2 separate regions of the Homo sapiens genome follow, and region 1 is linked to region 2. A link is a contact called in ENCODE Hi-C data. All regions are on one chromosome and are shown on one strand. The core of a region is the stretch at or near the end of the contact, and the rest is flanking DNA. Distances in the headings are between cores, read along the strand shown.

What was found. Hi-C counts contacts between places; a loop is a spot of excess contacts on that map. Pooled maps may share reads with other maps.
Region 1: a pooled map shows a loop between it and region 2 (2.6-fold over the local background). The contact joins two enhancer-like sites. A Hi-C loop is called at or near these places in 2 of 168 maps with a recorded cell type or tissue (IMR-90 and chondrocyte) and 6 of 50 pooled maps.

The regions. Positions count from the first base shown.
Region 1 is chr7:29,096,715-29,102,681 of GRCh38, forward strand. The region is part of intron 3 of CPVL (carboxypeptidase vitellogenic like); the gene reads right to left. Among named protein-coding and RNA genes, the nearest start is that of CPVL-AS1, 19 kb to the left of the region's middle. Within about 2 kb of position 3,802, at least 3 of the 41 ENCODE cell types and tissues checked have a DNase peak (open chromatin) inside an H3K27ac peak, as active enhancers do.
Region 2 is chr7:28,404,479-28,411,102 of GRCh38, forward strand. It overlaps a transcript of CREB5 not described here. Among named protein-coding and RNA genes, the nearest start is that of CREB5, 4.7 kb to the right of the region's middle. RefSeq lists silencers at 4,432-4,726, 4,695-4,764. Within about 2 kb of position 1,358, at least 2 of the 41 ENCODE cell types and tissues checked have a DNase peak (open chromatin) inside an H3K27ac peak, as active enhancers do.

The DNA of each region.
Region 1 (5,967 bases), core at 2,552-5,051, 690 kb after region 2:
GGCTCACGCCTGTAATCCCAGCACTTTGGGAGGCCGAGGCAGGCAGATCACCTGGGGTCAGGAGTTCAAGACCAGCCTGGCCAACATAGTGAAACCCTGTCTCTACTAAAAATACAAAAAGTTAGCCAGGCGTGGTGGCACATGCCTGTAATCCGAGCTACTTGGGAGGCAGAGACAGGAGACTCGCTCAAACCCTGGAGACGGAGGTTGCAGTGAGCCAAGATTGCACCACTGCACTCCAGCCTGGGTGACAGAGCGAGACTCTGTCTCAAAAAAAAAAAAAAAAAAAAAAAAAGAATGTGTCCATAGGGACCAGGACAACTTCATTCAACATGGTGGAAAAATGAGGAGGAGCAGACAGCCCCAGGGGCCTTTAGCCAACGCAAATAACAACGACAAAACCCTGAACAAGGTACAGATTTATTTAGGAGATGTGGGAGACATAAACTAGAAAAGGGTATTGGCAGGGCGGTGATGTTGAAAATGAGCTACTGGCCGTAGTGTCAATACCATCACCTTCAATGACAGAGACCTTTTCAACTATTTCATTCAATGTGTATTTATTGAGCACCCATTATGGGCCAGGCATAGCGCCGGGAGCTAAGTACACAGAACACTGAGTGAAGAAGAAAACGCATGTCCTCTTGGAACTTAGAATTGCATGGGCAATATAGGCAGTAAGTAAGAAATAAAGACAAGGCTGGGAGCGGTGACTCATGCCTGTAATCCCAGCACTTTGGGAGGCCAAGGCGGGTGGATCACCTTAGTTCGGGAGTTCAAGACTAGCCTGACCAACATGGCAAAACCCCATCTCCACTAAAAATACAAAAAATTAGCTGGGCGTGATGGCGGGTACCTGTAATCCCAGCTACTTGGGAGGCTGAGGCAGAAGAATCCCTTGAACCAGGGAGGCAGAGGTTGCAGTGAGCTGAGATAGCACCACTGTACTCAAGCCTGGGCAACAAGAGTGAAACTCTGTCTCAAATAAATAAATAATTAAAGACAATGATTGGAGAGTGTGAAAAGGAAATATGGGTGATTTAAGAGTCATTGGAGGCTGAAAAGGAGAAGGTGATTAGCGAAGGCTTCAATGAGGTCTGAGCGCTGCCCTGAGCCCTGAAAGCTGAGAAGGATCCAGCCAGGAGCAGAGCCAGACAGCAGAGCTGTGCACAAGGGAAATGACAAGGGAAACCCTCTCACCAGAACAGACTTAGAAAGGGAGGAAGGCACAGTCGCCAGGCGAATCCCCCAGAACCACCTGAAAAAGCTCTACTTGGCTCCCCTGCTTGGCTTCTAGCAGGACCTAACAGTGGGCCCTTGCATGATGGCATGGCTCGTTGGATGGTTAGTCAGCAAGGATCCCCTGGCTTCAGCCCAGAATAAAATCCCACCACCTCTGACTTGGCCTGGCTATACAGACAAATCAAGGTGTTGTTGGAAGGTCTGAGTGGATGCGTTCCATTGACCTGGATGGCGGGAGAAGGCTGAGGCAGAAGGCAAGACTGACTCAAGAGAAGGTGACTGGGATGCCACCGCCAAGACCTGCAGGAAGAGCTGAGCAGAGTTCTAACCATGGCCACAGAGGGCACAGAGGAACTTTCCCAGTCACCAAGAGCCTGATAGAGTCCTTCACGGCTTTGGAAAGGGGCCCAGGGGGACCTGCTACAAGATAGGTGCTGGGAAGAATGGCCATGAGCTGGGGCACACCCCTCCTATGAGGCGCCACCTCTCGGGCTCATTCTTGAGTGTTAACAAATTAAGCAACATAATTAAAGCCCTTCGAACAATGCCTAATGTATGATAAAAGCACAATAAATATAAATGATTATTATGACTAAGGAAACAGGTAGAAATGGTAGAAGCCAAGAGTCCGACTGAGGCCTCTGATGAGCAGCCTGAAGCTCCAGGGGTCAGCGCGGTATTATATAACAAATAAGCATGGAAGCTCTTGCCCCAAACTGTTTGAATTCAAATCTAGGCTTTACTACCCACCAGTGTGTAACTTTTGGCAAGTTGCCTAAGCTCTCTGGATCTCAGTTTCCCCACCTATAAAAATGGGATCAATAGGCCAGGCACGGTGGCTCGTGCCTGTAATCCCAGCACTTTGGGAGGTCGAGGCGGGCGGATCACCAGAGGTCAAGAGTTCGAGACCAGCCTGACCAACATGGAGAAACCCCATCTCTACTAAAAATACAAAAAAATTAGCTGGGCCTAGTGGCACGTGTCTGTAATACCAGCTACTTGGGAGGCTAAGGCAGGAGAATCGCTTGAACCCAGGAGGCGGTCATTGCGGTGAGCCAAGATTGCGCCATTGCACTCCAGCCTGGGCAACAAGAGTGAAACTCCGTCTCAAAAAAATAATAATAATAATAAATAAAATAAAAATTGAAAAAAGATCAATAATAGTAGCTACACTGTATGCTTGCTGGGAGGATTAAATGAATTCCTTTTCATAAACCTCAGCTGTATAGTATGTGTTCTCCAAATATTAGCTATTGCTATAATAGATAATCACGAGGAATTTGTAGATGGCTTGAACACAATCTATCTGTAAATGACAGAATAGGAAAGTGGGCTGTGTGGTGGTTTTATTCTCGCTCCTGTAGCCCACAACTTCCCTGATCAGTTTTACTAGTTATTCCCCCTGCCTCAAGTGTTCAAATGTCTATGAACAAGTCAACAGAATGAGGGTTTTGTTTTATAAGTCAAAGCAGAGGCTGGGTATGGTGGCGCATGCCTATGATCCCAGCACTTTGGGAGGCCGAGGCAGCAAGATCACCTGAGGTCAGGAGTTCGAGACCAGCCTGGCCAATATGGTGAAACCGCATCTCTACTAAAAATACAAAAATTAGCTGGGCATGGTGGCAGATGCCTGTAATCCTAGCTACTTTAGAGGCTGAGGCAGGAGAATCACCTGAACCTGGGAGGCAGAGGTTGCAGTGAGCCGAGATCATGCCACTACACTTCAGCCTGGGCAACAGAACAAGATTCTGTCTCAAATAATAATAATAATAAGTCAAAGCAGAAAAAATGAAAATCAATGACAGCCTTTTTAAGCTGCTGCTTGGAAGCAGAGTGAGCCGTGGAATTGGGAGCCAGACAGGCTGTGGTTCCAGTTGGCCACATAACAGCTGTGCCATCCTGGCCCTCAGTTTCCTCGTCTGTCAAATGACCATAATGCCTGCCTCACAGGATTGCCTGAAGGCTCTGAGGAGCAAATGTACATGAAATGATGCTGTAAACTCCAATGTGCTGAATAAAAATAACCAGCTCTGCCCCAACCTGCCTGTGGAGCTGTGTTTTGTTTAAATAAGTGATTTTTATCTCCTCTCAGATCCACTCACCAGTACTGCCTTCCACTTGTATTCACTCAGCAGTAGGAGCAAATTACACATATGAGAGGTAGAAAAACAATGGGATCTGGGTGGAAGGTAGCCCCTGCTCTTCCCAGCCTCCCAGGGAGTGTGAGATGCTGCGAGTCCAACTGATTCCAGCGGATATCCAGCCCCACTTCCTTCCTAAACTACATGTGAACTCCCAGAAGCTGCAATGTGCTCATTAAAACATTTTGGAGAGCTTTTCTCTTTTGGAGAGTAGTATTTTTATACTACTGCCTAGGCCCAAATCCCAGAGATTCCAATTCCATTGGTCTGTGGGGAGGAGGCCTCATCAGTCTTTCTCAAAAGCTCCCAGGTGGTTCTAATGTGCAGGCGGCGCCAAGGGTCTGAAGGTGGATGGAGAGTTTGCCCTCTAAATATCTCAGGCCTCTGGTCTCCAGCCTGTCCTCCCCTATCCTCCACCCTATCCTCCCTTGGCCTTCCATGTCCCTTCCTGTGACCTGGCACAATGAACCGGACCTCTGGACTCAGAAAAATAGCCTGACCCTGAGAGCCCACACTACAAAGTCAAGTCAAACACCTCAGTGCCAAATATCTTTATTATGCAACTTTGAAGCACAGGACACTGCATTCTTGGAATGCTTAAATAACAAGATCTGTGTACACACCTCCAGCCTCAGCTGACCTTGCTCCTGATTTACTTTCCTGGAGGAGGTGAATGAGGCTCAATAACCCTGGAAGAAGCCTGTTTTTAAAGAAAAGCCCACACATACATCTTTCTACTTTGATGGGCCAACCAACCTGTGAACTAATGTCACCCTTATCTGTAATAAAACATAAAAGTCAGATCTGGAAAATAAAAGTATATGTGTTCAATGCCAAAACCCCAAGAGTCAGTTGTGTCACAGCATGCAGACTTTTGTAATATAATATGGCATCAAATGTCATGATATGCAGTATAATATTAATTATGTCCACAGTAATGGCATGAGGTTATTATGTGACAATCCTTAGGGTGATATATTCAGCTGTCAATTGTGAGAATGCAGCCTTTAGCCAACTCTCAACTTTGGAAAGAATAAAAGACTTCCTGAACAAAACCACATTGCAATACTTAAGACCGAATGAAGAAATGACCACTTTAGTTCATTTACAGCATTACAAAATTCAGGAATTTAAAAACATTTACCATATTGAAGTTGTAATTCAAGAGTGTATGAAGCAAGACAATTAATGCATTTATTTTTTTCAAAAGCTTTAAAATGTGGCTGGGCGCGGTGGCTCATGCCTATAATCCCAGCACTTTGGGAGGCTGAGGCGGGTGGATCACGAGGTCAGGAGATCGAAACCATCCTTGCTAACACGGTGAAACCCCGTCTCTAAATACAAAAAATTAGCTGGGCGTGGTGGCGGGCGCCTGTAGTCCCAGTTACTTGGGAGGCTGAGGCAGAAGAATGGCGTGAACCCGGGAGGCGGAGCTTGCAGTGAGCCAAAATAGCGCCACTGCACTCCAGCCTGGGCGACAGAGCGAGACTCCGTCTCAAAACAAAAAAAGCTTTAAAATTTTTCTTAAAACTTTTTCTATTATAAAAACAGTACTTATTCTTAACTAAAGGTTTTTTTTTTTCTTCAGTGAAGGTATTTTTAACAGCCCCTCTTCCCCGACAAATTCTACTTCCTAGAGATGATCATGGAGATGCTTATGTTTACCCTTCCAGATTTTTCTCTATGGTCCTCCTCTACACATACACATATAGACATATCCTATAGCTATTATATATGCAATATACATACACACGTTTTTTTTCCAAAAATAGAACCAGGCTATACTCTATATATGCTTATTCACTTAACAATATGTTGTGAAGATCTCTTTATATCAATACATATCATTATTTTGCTCAACAGTATGCACTCTACGAATTTACCACAATGTATTAATTCATTTAACATACAACGCCAACTACTCACAGGGATTGTCTAAGGCTGTGGATGCAGACCAACTCCTACCCATGAGCAGGCAGAATACTTTATAGTTACGAGCATGGATTCTGGAGCCAGAATGCCAAGGTTTGAATTCCAGCTATGCTATTTTGTAGCTCTGTGACCTTGGGCAAGTTACTTAACTCCTCTGTGTTTCAGCGTCCTCTGATTGAAAATATGGATACTATTAATGTCTGTCTCCTAAGGTTTTCATGCAGTTTTAGAGTCGATATATGCACAGCACTGAGAACAGTGCCTGGCACATCTATTTAAGTGTCAGCTCTGATGATTTTTCTGCTGGTGTGGGAAGACAGTAAACAAGCAACTAAATAAATGAGTGATATGAAAGAGGAATGGAGAGACACTAGATTAAGTACTTAAAGAAGGCCTCTGGTGGTAGGGTAACATTTGAGCTGAGATCTAAAATATGAGTAATTCCCTCATACTACATATTTAAGAAGAAAATAAAACCTCTACTAATGACTTAAAGGTCAAAGTCCTGCAGCAAGAACTGATGATTAAAAGGGAACGGACAAAAAAGTTCTAAATATTAAAGAAAGAACAAAGGAATCCTAAATACTTAAGTGAGAAGTCTCCCTAGCAACAGAAGAGGGTCGGCCCGCGGGTCCCACAAACCTGGGCCCTT
Region 2 (6,624 bases), core at 108-2,607:
CACTGGAATTTGGTGCTCCTGAGGCATCATGAGCAAGAAACAGCAGACATGCCGTGATCACCAACCTCCTCATGCACATGCTCCACCAGGCTTCTTTTATAAAGCATAAGTTCAAAGATAAAATTATTAAGAATTTCAAGATGGTGACAGTGAGCCTTAAACCAAATATGGGACCATTCTGAGCATGAGATGAGGCCCTGTGTGACCAGGTATCACAGGCCATGAAGCCAGTCCTGTCTGTCTGGAATGGCTTTTGATTAACCAGGCACAGAGTTTGCATGGAGGCTGGTGGCTTTTCCTACTCACTGCCAATCTCTGGCTTGTTCTCAACTTTCCTGATTCTTGCATCCTCAAACCAACTTGTGCTCAGGACTACCAAAGTATGGGGTGCCTTCAGGCAGGCACTGGGACAGGCAACAGCAATGTGGGTTCTTTTCTCATCTCTGCCATGCCCCAGCTGTGCAATTCTGGGTAAGTTACTCAGCCTTTCTAAGAGTAAGGTTCCAGCTGCCTCACAGAGTTGTGAAGATTAACAGAGAAAATGCACATAAATCCCTTAGCTCAAGGGTTGGCACAGAGCAAATGCTTGGTAAATGTTAGTTAACAGTGTTGTGGTTTTCACAGTTTTGGATGCATTTTGCAGTTTCATTTATTTGGAAATCTTTATCCCTTCAAATAAGGTAATGAAGAAACCTGGTGAAGACCCATTTTAGAAGGGATGGAAACTTCCCAATGGGACGATAGCTAGATGTTTAACCACAAAATGGGCTTCAGCAGCATCCCTTTCCCCATCACTGTTAATTTAGTTAAGAAAAGCCTAAAATAAAATTTTGGAAGTGGGAAAAGGTCACTCTGAGTGATGTGGGCAGAAGGGATGAGGAGAAGCCTTCTCTAGGGATATGTTCATCTTTTTGGGAAGCTGCTAGAGGATTGGTCTCTTTTCCTTTTTTTGAAACAGGGTCTCACTCTATCATCCATGCTGGAGTGCTGTGGCGCAGTCACTGCTCATCGCAGCCTTGATCCTCCTGGGTTCAAACAATCCTTCCATCTCAGCCTCCTGAGTAGCTGAGACCACAGGTGCACACCACCATGCCTGGCTAATTTTTAAAAACTTTTTGTAGAGACGCTCAGGCTGTCTATGTTGCCCAAGCTGGTCTCGAACTCCCAGGCTCAAGTTATCCTCCCGTCTCAGCCTCCCAAAGAGCTGTGGTTACAGGTGTGAGCCACTGCGCCTGGCCTTGATCTCAAGCATATGAACTTTGGGTCATATTTTTGAGTGTCTCAGGCTGACCTCTTTTCTTCTCCGTCATCAGCTTCCTCCTGGATCCCTGCCCATCTATGAATTCATTAAACTAGAGTCACTCAAAGGATGTGTGTGTGGTGGTGGTAGGTGGGGAGTTCCCCAGACGCTTGCATCAGAATCACAAATGCAGAATCCTGGACCCAATGCCAAACCTTGGAACTAAAATCCCTGGGGACGTCTGACTCAAGAAACTGACTTTAATAAGTTGCCTGGGTGTTTTTTGCTTACTCCACTAAGTTTGAGAAGTTCTTTGGGAGCCTAGGAGCTGGGAAGAAAGAGACCATTTTTTGTTTTCTGACTTCAGCACTGGGCAGATCTGCTAATGTTTGCCGAATGTTGGAGAAATGACTGAACCCAAAGTACAGAGCTAAAGAATTTCTTCCCATCTGAGGCCTCTTGGGATGGTTTTATTCAGGCCTGATTAAGCACTAGTAAGGCTGTAAATGTCTTAAAATACTAAAATTCTTCCATGGGAGTTGGTAAATACCTAGTGCTTCCCCACTGGCCCAGCTGCCTAGTCCTCTCCCTTCCACTGCCCAGGATCCAGCAACTAAAGGTCTCCCAGGGGTCTCATCTATTCTCATTGGTCACTGCAGGTGCCAGTCAGCTCTGCATAGGTCCAACCTCTCTGCCACCGCCAATGGTACCTCGGGGGTTGGCTGTGTCCAGCCTATACTCCTGTTCTGTGGAGGGAAATGGGATGAGCATCGGGAGAATCTTGGGTGGGTGGTACCCCAGCCAGTTTACCTTGGTTCTGGTGTAAGCGCCCCTGTCTCCACACGTCTGACAGGCCACAATGGATGGAGTCCTGGTGGGTGAGAGGGCATTCCTAGTGGTGGTGCTGGCACCCCAGGGGGCAAATGCCCCAGGCCATGGCCACCGCCAGTGGAGGCACCCTTAGAGATGCTCTTGCATAGCTGCTCTCAGCAACTGCAGCCTCCATGAAACTCTGGCTCTGAGAAATCCTGGGAGAGACTGAGTGAGCATGAGGCAGAAATGTGAGTCCACAAACACAGGGGCTCTGCCAGCGCATTTGACAGATGAGAGGGCTGCTTGGTCCAGATGACACATGCAGAAGGCAATGTGGGGCTGGGGGAATTATGGGGTAAAGGTTCCCTTTTCATTTATTTAGTTAAGTTTGTAAAAAAAAAAAAATCACCAAATGCCCACCTATCACAGCATTAGCCAAAATACCTTTATTAATAAAAAGAGAGTGAGTGCTTCCATAGTACTTGCCCTGTGCCAAACACAATTCTTTTTTTTCTTTTTTCCTTTTATTTTTTTTGAGACAGAGTTTCGCTCTTGTCACCCAGGTTGGAGTGCAATGGTGTGATCTCAGCTCACTGCAACCTCCGCCTCCCAGATTCAAGCGATTCTCCTGCCTCAGCCTCTCGAGTAGCTGAGATTACAGGCACCCACCACCACACCCAGCTAATTTTTGTATTTTCAGTAGAGACGGGCGTTTCACCATGTTGGTCAGGCTGGTCTCGAACTCCTGACCTCAGGTGATCCACCTGCCTCGGCCTCCCAAAGTGCTGGGATTACAGGTGTGAACCACCGTGCCCGGCCCCAAGCACAATTCTTAACTCAAGTAATAAAATTCTTAACTCGAGTCGCTGTAGTTATCATCACCATCCTCATTCATAGTTGAGGCAACTGAGAACCAGGCGTCAAGTAGCAGAGCTAAAATTTGAATTCAGGCAGGCTGACACTAGAATCTACACTAATAAATACCTCTTCTTTTCTTCAGTTTACATTTAGAAATGATTTGTGTGTGTGTGTGAGATCTGGAATATGTAAAAATCTCAGTCTGTAATATGACAGCTAGAAACCTTTTGCATGAAATTGCAATGATTTTATTTCTACAATAAGTAGAAAACTCAGTGATGAACTCTGAATAAGGCTGTGAGGATCAAACAGTCATCAGTCCCTGTGGTTTCAAGGAACACTAAAGGGCAAGGGGCCACTTAAACACTTAAAAACAGAAACAACATGCTAAGCTCTTCCATTTAGTATGTCAAAACCAGCTCAGAAGTATGTGACAATCCAGGCAATGTATTACAGTTTCTAGCCAGTCCAGTCATGATTCTCTGGCAAACTGCACCGTCATGGTTGTGATGCATTGGGATGAGAGGTACTATATAAATGTCAGATGTTACATAAATGTCAGAAATGATTATTGTTTATTAACGAGGGCTAAACTGTTTCTAAGCAAAGCTCCATCTCCCAGCCAATGTGTTCTTAGCAGAGGTTCCAACCACCAATAACCCACAAGAAGGGAATGCTTACCCCTGGCTCTATGAAGGAGCCCAGTTGGGATCTGGGCTTGAAAACAGGGATTGAGTTGGGCCCAGTGCCACCCCTTGCTCATCAAGTGATCTCAGGCCAGCCCCCAACCTTCTGGTGTCTGCCTTAGCTCACCTGTAGAATGGGAATAATTATAATACCTGTCCTACTTCTGGTACCCGGGTTGGTGTGAGAAACAAGGGAAATCACGTGGTCGCAAGCGCTTTGTAAGGTGTGAGGGGCTGCGAGGTTGGCATTGGTCGTCTAGAATCGGGCTGGATTTAGCCTATGCCTTCTCTTTGAATCCTACTCAAAGGGAGAACTTCTGAAAGGAAATTCAGCAGGGGGATGGTGACAGTGATGGTGACGGCCGGATACTGGAGACGCCAGGCTCCTCTCGCTGCAGACCAGGCGCCCGGATCCTGCAGTCTGGCCCTGGCTCTGCCGCTCCCCAGCCCGTGAGCTTGGGCCAGTTACCGAAGAGGCTCTGGAAGTGACAGCCAAGGGCCCTTTCGGCTCTGACGCCGTGTCTAAATCAGGCTCATCACTTGGCTCTAGCTGTGATTCACCTTTCGCCTTAGGAGCAACTCTCCCTACAGCTTCTCAGACGCATGAAGCAGGGGTCCCGCGAAGGGTGGGGCTGTGTATTTCATGAGAGTGTGCACCATAAGGAAGTTATTCTCCTGGAGGAGGTGAGATGAGGGGGCGGTGAAGAAGGGGTGACAAGTGAGTGCTCTGAAAAGCCAGGATGCAGGGAGCACTGAAATGAGGTCATGACTGTCGCAAGCAAAAAGGAGCTGGACATCCTCCGGTGGGGGAGGGAGGAGCGTCCTGCATTTCTGTTTGCAAAGTCTTTTCCCACATCCTTCAGCATCCCCCTCCCCACCTCTCCCCTACCCCCATCCCTACACCTTTCAAACCCCATCAGGCCCTCCCCGCAGAAGAGCCCACGCCCGCGCCTCCTCCGTGGTCTTGTCTGAAACCATAAGGATTGTTTCCAAGCTGACTCACACCACTAATGTCAGGGAGCCGTGTCACACGGCGCTGGGCTCTGCAAGCTGTTGCTTGCGCAGTCGCCCCCGCCGCTGCCGCTCCCGGGCGGGTGCACCAGGGTCCGCGCGGGCGGGGCGGGGTCGGGGCGGGACCGGGGCGGGGCCTGCCCCCTCGACGCGCCGGCCCCGCCCCTCGCTCCGTCCCTCCCCAGCGGACCGCAATGATTTAGAAGTTCAGGAATCCCACGTGACGTCACCGGGGGGGTGATGTAATGCACTCTAAATAGAATGTATTGTAATCTTTGCTCAGTCCAACGTGGTCCCTTCACCCGGGCTCCGCTCTTGCCTTCTCCACACTTGTTTGGTAAGTTCCTAAAAATACGGCTCGGCCACTTCTGGGGCTTTTGCATTTAGCCACTTTTGTTGCACTTGCCGCAGGAGCCATCTCGGGAGTGTACTTGTTTGCAGGGGTTGGTTCTCGGCAGCAGCCGCGAGGTTACTTGGTCCAGTGGGCAGGTCACAGGGCAAGGAGTAGGGAAGATGCGATGCATTTTTTTCTGGAGGGTGATCTGTGTTTGTAAACATTTTGGCGGACCAGAGGGAAGTCCGGCCCCGAGTGCTGGTAGACTGTGGAATTCGGCTGTGTCCTGAGGCCACCCTAGAGACCCCGCGCCGCGTGAGTGCCGGAGCGCTCGGTGGCCGCCGCGCCGCGCGCCTGGAGGGATGCTAACGTGGAGCCGGCGCCGAGTCCGCCCGGCGTGCGTGCGTGTGTGGGAGCGCGCGAGTCCCCTGACGCGGGGACCAGTTATGAATCGGGGGTGTGTGTTTGCCTCCAGAGACCTGGCAAGGTGCGGAGCCCTCCAGAAGTGCGGTCAAGCGGCAGCGGAGACGGCGAGCCAGGAACCTCCCCCCGCGTCCCCAGCTTCCCAGCGTGGCGGCGGAACCCCCGGAGAAAGTTTGCAAACTTCCAGCGGGCGCGGCGAGGACGCCGGGTCACCTAGGGGGCGGGTGGGCGCGCGCGCAGGGGGCTCGCTCTCCCCGGTGCGGAGCTGCAGCTGCCACCTCTCCCGCCGGGCTGCCGGCTGCAGCGGGTGGGCGCGCGCCCGGGGAGGGGAGGTCGCCCTCGGAGGGCGCTTGGCTTTCGCTCCAGGCGCTCCGGGCTGGAGAGCGGCGAGGCTCCGTCCGCTCCAGTCCACTCCTCCGGCCGCCTCCTGCCTCCGCTGCTTTCTTGCTGGCATCGTTACCTCTTCCCGGCCGCTGCCCCAAATGACAGCTCCGGCTCGAGCTTTGGCGGCGCCCAGGCAATTCCCAAGACCTGGCGGCGGAGTCTCCCCCTGCGGCAGATTCTCGGCAGAATCACTTGAACTTTTCACGAAGTTCTTAGAGGGGCAAGATGCGAAGGAAGGAACCAAGGAGATGTTTTCTCTCAGCAGCTGCATCCCGCTTCTTCTTTGCCATAGATTTATTTTTAAGGGGCGTCTGGTAGATAAAGCCCTAGACCTTGTCCACACTCTCACCCCCATCCCCAACTTTCCCTGGACCGGTGCCGCCCCCACTTGATGCTTGCTCAAGGCCGGGGACTGGAGCGGGCTACTTGTATATTTCGTTGTCAGTCTGCAGAATGTGTTTGATTTTTATTTTTCCCTCCTTCTCTGACATGTGTCAAGGAATAAAGACTGGATACAGGTCCATTACGTCATTCTGCAGGCCAGTAAGTGTTTGATTAACGGCTTGAGCTCCTCAAGGGTTCAGGAGCTTAGAATGCTGACAAAGCAACTCTGCTTTGCATCCCCCTACCCTCCCCACAACACACTCGTGCAATCGCCGGCTCCCTGGGCATCTTTATTGCCCTCTCTTCCCAGCCCCTCCCTCTCCACCACTCCCCCGTCTACACCGTTATCACTCTAGCCCCGCCCCCGCCTTTTTACAGCTTTCCCTGGGGCGAGCACGGTCCCTGGAGTGTGGGTAAAAGCTTCTGGGGTCTGAGGGGACCACTGTACCTGATCAGCGCGCAATCCGCCCTTTTGTATTATTTAAGAAAGG